Regions from separate parts of the Homo sapiens genome. Here region 1 is linked to region 2. A link is a loop called in an ENCODE intact Hi-C map of the cell type or tissue named here. Cell type or tissue: PC-3. All regions are shown on one strand. Links, peaks and the distances in the headings refer to the core of each region. The heading gives the core; the rest is flanking DNA.

What was found. A loop is a pair of places that touch in the nucleus more often than their neighbours do. Peaks named below come from ENCODE experiments on the same cell type or tissue, not always from the same donor. Only the 100,000 strongest peaks of a DNase experiment are listed, where the experiment ranks them.
Region 1: a loop joins it to region 2, with 14 times the contacts of the local background. A loop is called at or near these places in 2 of 110 quality-filtered maps.

The regions. Positions count from the first base shown.
Region 1 is chr19:53,542,573-53,548,630 of GRCh38, reverse strand. The region is part of intron 2 of ZNF331 (zinc finger protein 331); the gene reads right to left. Among named protein-coding and RNA genes, the nearest start is that of ZNF331, 7.5 kb to the right of the region's middle. In PC-3, for the core only: a CTCF peak has its summit at 2,886; DNase peaks (open chromatin) are centred at 2,910 and 3,300; H3K4me3 peaks cover 1,443 bases; H3K27ac peaks cover 2,500 bases.
Region 2 is chr19:53,465,327-53,471,384 of GRCh38, reverse strand. ZNF813 (zinc finger protein 813) reads right to left here and starts at 3,652. Exons shown (of 4, transcript NM_001004301.4): 1 at 3,596-3,652. RefSeq lists enhancers at 2,308-2,870, 2,871-3,432, 3,369-3,608 and a silencer at 3,679-3,808. In PC-3, for the core only: no CTCF peak of the experiment used is centred there; a DNase peak (open chromatin) is centred at 3,714; H3K4me3 peaks cover 2,018 bases; H3K27ac peaks cover 313 bases.

The sequences.
Region 1 (6,058 bases), core at 1,676-4,175, 78 kb before region 2:
TGAAAAGGTAGCCTATGGATTGGGAGAGACTATTTCAAACCATATATCTGATAAGGGGTTAATATCCAAAATAGGGCTTGGCATGGTGGCTCACACCTGTAATCCCAGAACTTTGGAAGGCCGAGATGGGAGGACTGCTTGAGCCCAGGAGTTTAAGATCAGCCTGGGCAACATGGTGAGACCCCATATCTACAAAAAATTGAAAAATTAGTCGGGCATTGGCCGGGCACCGTGGCTCACACCTGTAATCCCAGCACTTTGGGAGGCTGAGGCAAGTGGATCATGAGGTCAGGAGATCGAGACCATCCTGGCTAACAGGGTGAAACCCTGTCTCTACTAAAAATACAAAAAAAAAATTAGCCGGGCGTGGTGGCACGCGCCTGTAATCCCAGCTACTCGGAGGCTGAGGCAGGAGAATCGCTTGAACCCGGGAGGCGGAGGTTGCAGTGAGCCGAGATCACGCCACTGCACTCCAGCCTGGGTGACAGAGGGAGACTCCATCTCAAAAAAAAAGAAAAGAAAAGAAAAGAAAAATTAGCCGGGCATGATGGCATGTGCCTGTAGTCCCAGCTACTTGGGAGGCTGAGGTAGGAGGATTGCTTGGGTCCAGGAGGTGGAGGATGCAGTGAACTGTCATTGCACCACTGCACTCCAGCCTGGATGACAGAGCAAGACCCTGTCTAGAAAACAAACAAAAAAAAACAAACAAAAATGACAAAACATAGAACTCAAACAACTTAACAGCAAAAAACCAAACAACCCTGATAATAAATGGGCAGAAAACTTGAACAGCCATTTCTTGATAGAACACATACAAATTGCTATAGGTCTGTGAAAAATTGCTCAGGATCACTACTATTATTCAGGGCAACAAAAAGTTAAACCACAATGAGATATCACCTCATACATGTAAGAATGGCTTTTATTAAAAAACAAACAAAAAAAATAACATGTTGGCAAGGCTGTGAGGAAAAGAGGACCCTTATACACTGTTGGTTAGAATGTAAATTAGCCATGATGGAAAACACCGTGGAGATGCCTGAAAAAACTAAAACTATCAGATGACGCAGCAATCCCACTCTGGGTATATATCCAAAGAAAATGAAATTAGTATGTCATGGCGATACCTGTGCTCCCGTGTTCACTGCAGTAGCATTATTCACAGTAGCCAAGATAAGGAATCAACCTACATACTCATCAGGAATTAATAAAGAAAGTGTGGTAGAGATAACACAATGCAATGCCATCCAGCCTTTATAAAGAAGGAAATCCTGTTATTGTGACAACATGGGTAAATCTGGAGGACATTGTACTAAGTGAAATAAGCTAGACAGACAAATCCTGCATGATGTCATTACATGTGGAGTGTAAAAAAAATCCAACTCACAGAAGAAGAGAGGTGGTCGTCAGGGCCTGGGAGGGTGATGGGGAATGAGAAGATTAAAGGAGATAAAGTGGGAATAATTTCTGGAGATTTATTGTCTAGCATGGTGACTAAATATAATGAATAATATTGAATATGCCAAGAGACTAGATTTAAATGTTCTCATTGCAAATATGATTATCAGTGAGTTGAGGGAGGGATATGTTAATCAGCTTGATTTAATCTGCAGTATAAACACAGATCAAAGCCTCTGTAGACCATAAACATACACAAATTGCCATTGAAGACAGCTGCCAACCTCTGCCCTAGATCCAGAACTCATACTCAACATTAAACCATATGGTTTCTCACAGTTCACACAAACGGGGAACTGAAGAAAAACAGAAGCTGTCCGCCCAAAGAAGTCCAAGTGAATAGAACAAATTTCGATTTACTGCATATTGAAAAACATCTCTGCCTTTGATGACACAGAAATTAGCTCAAACTCCGCTCTTAAAGGCCTCACAAAACTGACAACTTTGCCAGGTACAGACTAAACAAACTAACTTTCTCTTTTCTTGTGCTCTAAAAATCAGTCCCATGGAAAAGACCAAAGATATCTGTGTTTGACTCCACCTAAAAACGAATCCCCTCCTTACCCAAGCACACTGTAAAATAAAGCGCGCTAACATGAACCTCTAGGAGGGAGTTGTTTTTTTTTTTTTTAGGGGGGATTTTTCTATACCATCAGATCTTAGAAAACCAGAGCACACAGCAGGATGTCAACAATTTGACAAATGGGTTTGTGGATACTCAAAGGAGAGGGCTGGTCAACCAGGGGGTACAGAGAGGAATATACCTGCCTGGCCCTTGCCACATCCCCTGGGGAGGAATTACTGGGATAAATTGCTATTAGGGAGGATATTTGGGGCCATAAAGAGTAAAGAGTCCTAAGTCATATAAACACAAATCATTTAATGAACAAAAAAGGTAACTCATGTGGAGAGCCGACTTTCAGATATATAATATTAGGTCAGTGCAAAAGCAATTGACATTAGACATAATGGCAAAAACCGCAATTACTTTTGCACCAACCTAAATAATAATTTTTTTTTTTTTTTTTTTTTCCCCCTCAGGATGCTTTTTCTGAAGGATGCCAGCCTAGGGGAAAGGAAGAATGAGAACCTAGGGTCTTTCTGGAGCACAGGCTGCATTAGCAAATACCCTCCAGGGCACGCCTGTCCCCAGGCCACAGCCGAAACCAATCCGAATGGAGAGGACACTGGCATTTGTGAGTTTCAGAGTTCTTGGGGACTAACGTGTATTTACTGGATTCTAGAACACGTGATGCTCCCGACACTCACCTACCAAGTTAGTCACCTCTCCCTCCACAAGGACTCCCACTCCTGAGGCTTCCCGTTACTGTGACACAGGAGCCGGTACGGAGAACACGTCCGGCTTGAACACTTATCTATGACAATGGCTGTGCCCTTTGTGTTGGTTCAGTTAATGACAGGGTCCTGGCTCTCATGTCCCACTGGGGGCCGCTGCTCTCAGGCAGGTACCACACTGTTGGAAGGTGAAGGCAGAGGAAGCCCAGAGACAATGGAAATACAAGTGGCAGACTGTGAGTCAGTGACTGATCTAGGACTGTGGCTGGGTGATCGGGAGTGTGGCCTACTGAGTGTCCATGAGTGGATGTGACTGGCGCTGTGTCACCCCAGCTGGGACCCCGTCTGGCCTCTTGAGTGGGGTGATGCCGGGCGAGCCACGGCTGTTCTCAGAAGGGTATCCTCTCCTAGGCCCTCTGGGGCGTCACCTGGAATTCTCTGCAGGCCACAGCACAGGCTGCCCGAGCTGCTGTTCGGTGCCCCTTGCTTGCTGGATTGTAAACAATGTGCAGGCAGCAGTTATGCCCCGTTAGTCACGCTCTCATTCCAAGTACTAACGTCACAGGGTGTGGCATAGTGCGGGCCCTTAACAAACATCTAATTTTGACTCAAAATTCCACATGTGGAATTTATGGGTCCAGGAGGAGGAAACAGTTAGAAAGACAAGAAAACAGAAGTACATAAATGTATGTGAAAGAGCGATCAAGAAAAATTTTTTTCTAGGTAAGTTATTTTTCTAAAAAACTGAGATAACTGTAGATTCACATGTAGTTGTAAATAATAATACAGAGAGATCCAGTGCACCCTTAACCTGACTTACACCAGTAGTGATACCTTATAAAACTACAGTACAGGCCGGGCATGGTGGCTCATGCCTGTAATCCCAGCACTTTTGGAGGCCAAGGCAGGCAGATCACAAATTCGACACCAGCCTGGCCAACATGGTGAAACCCCGTCTCTACTAAAAATACAAAAATTAGCTGGCTATGGTGGTGGGAGCCTGTAATCCCCGCTACTCAGGAGGCTGAGGCAGGAGAATTGCTTGAACCCAGAAGGTGGAGGTTGCAGTGAGCTGAGATTGTGCCACTGCACTCCAGCCTGGGTGACAGAGAAAGACTCCGTCTCAAAAAAAAGAAAAACAAAACTGCAGTACAGTATCACAGCCAGGATAGTGACACAGATTCCCTCCTTGATCTTATCTATGATTTCCAGAGAATACAGTTTCAACAACGAAAAAAATAGCAGTATCTCACAGTAGAGGATGGGTTAAATTATGGTCTGCTATATGATGGCATGGAATACTAACAATATTGATTCTTTTTTTTTTTTTTTGAGACGGAGTCTTGCTCTGTCGCCCAGGCTGGAGTGCAGTGGCGTGATCTCGGCTCACTGCAAGCTCTGTCTCCTGGGTTCACGCCATTCTCCTGCCTCAGCCTCCCGAGTAGCTGGGACTACAGGTGCCCACTACCTCGCCCGGCTAATTTTTTGTATTTTTAGTAGAGATGGGGTTTCACCGTGTTAGCCAGGATGGTCTCCATCTCCTGACCTCGTGATCCGCCCACCTTGGCCTCCCAAAGTGCTGGGATTACAGGCATGAGCCACCACACCCGGCCTAATAATATCGATTCTTATTGAGAATTTTTTTTTTTTTTTGAGACGGAGTCTTGCTCTGGCCAAGCTGGAGTGCAGTGGCGTGATCTCAACTCACTGCAACCTCCGCCTCCCGGGTTCAAGCGATTCTCCTGCCTCAGCCTCCCGAGTAGCTGGGACTACAGGTGCATGCCACCACGCCCAGCCAATTTTTGTATTTTTAGTAGAGATGGGATTTCACCATGGTGGCCAGGACGGTCTCGATCTCCTGACCTTGTGATCTGCCCACCTCGACCTCCCAAAGTGCTGGGATTACAGCCATGAGCCACCGCGTCTGGCTTGAGAAAATTTTTATGATGAATTACCAAGTGAAGAAGGTAGATTAAAAAGGTGTATATAATTTGGGCAGAGATGTTTTGATGAAATTAAGAATACAGGTTGTGTGGTCTGACTTTAGAGATGTGAATCTGAACCCTGGCAGTTAGCCTCATAGTGTCTGTTTCGTCACTGATAAAATGTAATAAAAGTACTACATGGTATGATTGTTACAACTGGCAAGTATGATAATCTATGTAAAACACTCAATAATATGTGACATTTGTGTAATAGAAGTTACCTGTTATTATTGAAGACCAACTCATGTCGGCCAATCTCCTTGCTTTTTTTCTTTAAAAAAAGTTTTTCTTTTTATAGTTTTTATTTTTAAAAAATTCATAATAAGGCTGGGCGTGGTGGCTCATGCCTGTAATCCCAGCACTTTGGGAGGCCAAGGCAGGCGGATCGGATCACGAGGTCAGGAGTTTGAGACCAGCCTGGCCAACGTGGTGAAACCCCGTCTCTACTAAAGATACAAAAAACTAGCTGGGCATGGTGGTGCGCGCTTGTAATCCCAGCTACTCAGGAGGTTGAGGCAGGAGGATTGCTTGAACTGGAAGGTGGAGGTTCAGTGAACCAAGATTGCACCATTACACTCCAGCCTGGGAGACAGGGCGAGACTCCGTCTCAAAAAAATAAAAAAATTCATAATAGAGACAGGGTCTCACCATGTTGCCCAGGTTGGTCTTGAACTTGTGGGCTCAAGCGATCCTCCTGCCTCACAGCCTGCCAAAGTGCTTTGGATTACAGGTGTGAGCCACCATGCCTGGCCCCCTCCTTTTTTTTCTAATGGTAAAATGTGCCACTGGGCGCGGTGGCTCATGCCTGTAATCCCAGCACTTTCGGAGGCTGAGGCAGGTGGATCACCTGAGGTCGGGAGTTCAAGACCAGCCTGACCAACATGGAAAAACCCTGTCTCTACTAAAAATACAAAATTAGCTGGGCGTGGTGGCACTTGCCTGTAATCTCAGCTACTTAAGAGGCTGAAGCAGGAGAATCGCTTGAACCCGGGAGGCAGAGGTTGCGGTGAGCCGCGATTGCGCCATTGCACTCCAGCCTAGGCAACCAGAGCGAAACTCTGTCTCAAGAAAAACAAAAGTGCCTTCCTTGAACCCGCTGTCTGCGTAATCAATATTAACCAAAAATAACATTCAGAGTCTGATGTTAAGAATGAAATTCATTTTGTTTAACAAAATGAATACATTAGCAAAAGAGATTCTAAGAAATATAACGAGGAAATGTTCCCTTTCCATCAGCAACTAGGGGGACAGAGACATTGTTCTGCATAAGAAAATCTAATTTAATGACTCTAATCTGAGAAGATGCCAAGTTGAGAACA
Region 2 (6,058 bases), core at 2,322-4,821:
AGGCAAAGATGACTCCAGATCACCTCATCCAAACCCATTCTCCTGTTTCTCTTCTCTAAACCACACATAGTATCAGCTTGAAGCTCCAAATACCTGGCAAGCACCCTCTGGTCTCTATTAGATCTGTGCACCAAGGGCCTACCGACAGTTGCCAGGAAAAAGGACAAGGGCTTGTGTACTTGAAACAATTAGACCATGTTTCTTCTCACTCCCACTGCAACAGGGAGAAACTTGAAGGTATCCTGTCTACAATAAAATTAAAGAAAAAAACAAAAGAGATATAGACATAAGAAAAGACATAAAAATAGAAGACTAGAAAGACACAGATTGGCCCCCTGAAAGACTAATTCAGTACTCTAGGCCAGCTACCTGGGCACAAAATAAGTCATAAAGGTACCGCACCCCAATTTACATGCTTAACCGCATCATAAAGTTGCAAGCAGTACTTGAAATCATCACTAATGAAACAGCAAATGCATTAGACTTACTGGCCCAGCAAGCCACAAAAATGAGAAATGCCATCTACCAAAATAGATTAGCTTTCGACTACCTCCTAGCCCAGGAAGGAGGAGTATGTAGAAAGTTTAATCTAACTAATTGCTGCCTAGAAATCAATGACAATAGGAAGGCTGTTATAGAAATAACTGCAAGAATAAAAAAATTATCCCATGTTCCAGTCCAGACTTAGACAAAGTAGACTCCTGAGTCCCTCTTTAGCGGCTGGTTTTCCTCCTTCAGTCGATTCAAAACCTTAACAGGAGTGGTTCTAGAAATACTAAGAATTGGTTTAATACTCCCTTACCTCTTACCTCTCCTTGTTAAGGAACATTCAATCAACTATAGAAGCAATTGTCACTAGGCAGACTACCACTCAGCTAATAGCTCCATATAAATATCAGCCTGTGCCTAAAGAAGAAAACCTGCTTTTTCATGAATAATCAAGTAATAGTGATGCTTTCTATTAAAATCTTGTTTATAAAAAGCAAAGGGAGAAAACTCAGGCAGAAATTAAAAAAAAAATATGCATTCATTCACTCCAAGAAAAGTAACAGGCAAGGCAAGGGTTAAAAAGAGAAGAACAAGTTTTCCTCTGCCTAGCAAGCTCACTTAGAGAACAGTTATAACATAACGCTGTTTGCGAAGTCGAAGCCAAAGGAATGGGCTCCAGACACCTCCTCCCCTTTAGAACAAGAGTGAAAGAAAGAAAGAAAGAAAAGAAAAGAAAAAGAAAGAAAGAAAGAAAGAAAACAAATGTATTTAGCTGTTCTTGCTTTTCTTTCAATGCAGCTGCAAGACCACCAGCTATGCAAGGCCACAAGTTATGCTATGCTATAGATTATGTGACCAATCATTACATGATTAACTGCTTTTATTTTGCTTCTGTAAGCCTGCTTATAAAAACCCCACTCTTTGTTGAAATGCTCAGCTTTTTAGATGTAAATCCACTGAGCCGGTGCGTACCTTAAGTAAACATCCTTCTGTCTCCCCCATAGCAGTCTCTCTAGTCCTCAGTTTCCCGCAACACCATCTCTGCGCCTCCTCTGCTCTCCCCGTTAAATTCTCTCTTCCCTGTTATACCCCCTGTCCCCACTCTCTGGCAGCCTAGATCCCCAGGTGTCCTCCCTGCTGTGCTTCTCCCTCTGTTCTTGCCACCAGCACCACTCTGCTCTGTCTGCCCTGGCTCCAAATCCCTCCTCCTCTCCCTCACCCTGATGAGCCTCCCTCTTTGCTGCCCCTCTCCCTACCTTGCTGTCCTTCATCTCTCTGTACATCTAGCTTTTCTCTGCATGTCTCCAGTTGCTTTTCTCCTCCTGCTTTCTTATATATATTTTTTTCACTTTCGTTGTCTCTTGGCAAATCCCTCACCCATTCTCTACTTTGCCATCTGTTATGAGTCTTTCTCATTCTTTTCTTTCTCAGGTTTTCTACTGCGTGTGTCTCCTGATCCCTTTAGCCCACAGAATCACATGACGGTTTGGAGTAAGATGGCTACATACCAGGGGAGCGCATTTTCAAGGGGCTGGAGCTGGGCAGGGAAGAACACCCCATGTCACAGGATATGGGGAAAAGAAAGAGAAATCAGACTGTTACTTTGTGGATGCAGAAAAGGAAGACATAAGAAACTTCATTTTGATCTGTACTAAGAAAAATTGTTTCTGCTTTGAGATGCTGTTAATCCGTAACTTTAGCCCCAACCCTGTGCTCACAGAAACATGTGCTGTATTGAATCAAGGTTTAATGGATTTAGGGCTGTGCAGGGTGTGCCTTGTTAACAATATGTTTGCAGGCAGTATGCTTGGTAAAAGTCATCGCCATTCTCCATTCTCAGTTAACCAGGGACACAATGCACTGCGGAAAGCCGCAGGGACCTCTGCCCTAGAAAGCCTGGGTATTGTCCAAGTTTCCCCCCACTGAGACAGCCTGAGATATGGCCTCGTGGGAAAGGAAAGACCTTACATCCCCCAGCCGGACACCCGTAAAGAGTCTGTGCTGAGGAGGAGTAGTGAAAGAGGAAGGCCTCTTTGCAGTTGAGATAAGAGGAAGACTTCTGTCTCCTGCTGGTCCCTGGGAATGGAATGTCTAGGTGTAAAGCTGACCATTTCCATTCGTTCTATTCTGAGATAGGAGAAAACCGCCCTGTGGCTGGAGGCGAGATATGCTGGCAGCAATACTGCTCTGTGACTCTTTGCTACACTGAGATGTTTGGGTGAAGAGAAACATAAATCTAGCCTACGTGCACATCTGGGCACAGTACCTTTCCTTGAACTTATTCATGATATAGATTCCTTTGCTCACATGTTTTCTTGCTGACCTCTCCCCACCTGTTGCCCTGCTACACTCCCCTCACTAGGACAGTAAAAATAATGATCAATAAATACTGAGGGAACTCAGAGGCTGGCACTGGTGCCGGTCCTCCGTATGCTGAGCGCCGGTCCCCTGGGCCCACTGTCCTTTCTCTATACTTTGTCTTTGTGTCTTATTTCTTTTCTCAGTCTCTCTTCCCACCTGACGAGAAATACCCACAGGTGTGGAAGGGCTGGCCTCCTTCAACAGGACAAGCCCCGGGCACCTCCCCAACGTGGGCTCAGGGGAAGCCGTGACTGCGGAGGGGAGACCTAGGAAGCAGCAGGGCCCGGCAGGAGGAGGGAGGTGGGGGGGGGGGGGCGCGAGGGCGCCTTAAGACAAGGGTGGGGTCTGCAGGATCCCGGGACCAGACAGAGGACGCGGCCTTCCCGGGACTGGGGCCGCGGTTCTGCGCTCCACCGGCCGAAGTGGGCGAGAATCCACCCCTTGGGTGAGGACTTCAAAAAGCGCGGGGTGGGAGGAGTCAGAGAAAGGTTTAGAGCAGGAAAAATGCGCGATAGAAAGTGTATACATTGCCCTATAGCAGAAAGACCCGGGACGGGACCAGCCTCAGGGCGACCTTAAACACAAAAGGAAGCGACCCCCGGACTCTCACGGGGTCGTCTCAATTTGCTCTGGGTGAAGGAAGACGGCTGAGAATTTCCAGGTTTGTGGGGACCCCACGCCCCAGGTACAGAAGCGCCAGGGACCTGGGAAGTGCAGACCTAATACAACACAGAGCCAAACTCACGCGCTGCCGTGGGACCGTCACTCCACGCGATCCGCTTCCGGGTTTTCGCGAATCTGCGCGCAGGACAGAAGCCAGGCCTGGGCGGGACCTGGGAGGTGGGCGGGGCCTGACGAAGCAGGGGCGGGGCGAGAGGCGGAGAGACTTTGCCCTTTGGAAGGCGCAGAGGGCGGGGCCGGGGTGGGACCTGTGAGTCCGTCACCCTCGCTCCAGCGCCTGTTTTAGGGTTTTGGAGTCGAGACCGGCCAGTAAGGTTGAGGCACTATTCAAAAGCCCTGGAATTGTCTGGAACGGGGATGCAAACTAGAATGTGAAATGCAAAGCCCTGCCTGGGCGGAAGGTACGATTTCATGCTGACGGCCCACAAAACAAAATAGAAATCCTCCCCCTTTCTATTCTCCATTCACTCAGGAGGGCAAGTCCACCCCGTGCTCAACTTCAGAGATTTCCCTAAAGCCACCGCCATGGATGCGGGACGGAGTGCTCAGGCCAGGGAGGAGTGAGGTGACCACCTGCTGGATGGGGCGCCGGGGTGGGAGGGATGCGCGCGCGGGGGCAGGAGCCTGAGGTCCCAGCTACTCAGGAAGCAGCGGCGGGAGGATCGCTGAGCCTGGGGGTCCAGGCCAGCCTGAGCGACAAAGTAACACCCCCTCCCGCAGCGCTTCCTTCCTCGTCTCTTTTTTTCCTTTTTTTTTTTTAATGTTTTAAAATACAATTTTGATTGTGTGAGATAGGGATCCAACAGTATTCTTTTCCATCTGGATATTCAGTTAGTTGTCTCAGCACGTTTGTGGAAGAGATTTATTACTTTATTTATTTACTTATTTCTTTTGAGACAGAGTATTTCTCTGTCGCCCAGGCTAGAGGGCAGTAACGGGATCTCGGTTCACTGCAGCCTCTTCCCTCTTGGGTTCAAGCGATTCCCCTGCCTCAGCCTCCGGAGTACCTGCCATTACATTCGCGTGCCACCATGCCTGGCTAATTTTTGTATTTTTGTAGACGGGTTTCACCATGTTGGCCAGGCTGGTCTCAAACTCTTGACTTCAAGTGATCCGCCTGCCTCGGCCTCCCAAAGTGCTGGCATTACAGGCGTGAGCCACTGCACCTGGCCCAACAAATACTTTTTACTTCACTTTCCAATTGTTGAGAAAACATAATTGAAAACAAACAAAAAGTCTTCCCCCCAATGAGAAATCATCTCCACGACGACAATAGAGAAAGAAATTAAAACCATTTCATTAATAAATAAGCCTTAGGCCAGATTATGATGCGAAATAGACAAACAGCTAAGAGGTTGAAAAGAGAGAAAGAAACTTCACTGTTCTATACAACCCATTAAGTACATGTTTTCAAGATAAACACTAATCAGTCCTCAGGGAAGAGGACTTGACAACACCCTTGGTCACACATAGTTCATCCTGGCTCTACTTGGTAATGGAGGTAACCATCTGTGTCAGCTAAGTAGCTTCATGCCGAGGAGGGGAAGAAACCCTAACCCATGTTTTTTTGACAAGTGTGAGTTTTACAACATGGCGACAGGTGCCCTCTGTAGTGAGGCTCCTAAAATCCGACAGAAACTGATGTCAGCAGTAAATAATAAAATTTAGAATTTATGATTAAATATAGAGTTTATCTGAACACAAAGCATGAGGATAGCCACTGGCAAACATCAACTCCAAATGAATGGGATCAGCGTTCCATAGTAGAGACGTTTAGGTTTCACACACAGGGAAAGACAGAAGCTTTAGGACAATCACATTTTCCATTCAAGACCAGTGCATAGGTTGCAGCAAGTTGATTGGTGACAGAGTGATACACTTCAAGGAAGGTTACTTTATCACTCCATAAAAAGGGACAATGATCTCAGGAGGTCTTATCTCTGGGGTTGCTTAGTCTTTCTAATTATTTACATGAAAACTTTTCCTGTAAATAAGAGGAAGACTTGCATAGGCTGGAGTGCAGTGGGGCGACCTCGGCTCACTGCAACCTCTACCTCTCAGATTCAAGCAGTTCTCTTGCCTCAGCCTCCCAAGTAGCTGGGATTACAGGTGCATGCCACCATTGTTTTTTTTTGTTTGAGACAGAGTCTCGCTCTGTTGCCTAAGCTGGAGAGCAATGACACGATCTCAGCTGCTTACTGCAACCTCTGCCTCCCGGGTTCAAGCGATTCTCCTGGCTCAGGCTCTCGAGTAGCTAGGAGCCCAGCTAACTTTTGTATTTTTAGTAGAGATGGGGTTTCACCATGTAGGGCAGGCTGGTCTCAAACTCCTGACCTTGTGATCCACCCGCCCAAGCCTTCCAATTTTCTGGGATTACAGGTGTGAGCCACCACGCCTGGCCTTTTGTTTTGTATTTTTAGTAGAGAGGTGGTTTCACCATGTTGGCCATGCTAGTTTCAAACTCTTGACCTCAAGTGATCTGTCCACCTCGACCTCCCAAAGTGGTGAGATTACAGGTGTGGGCCAC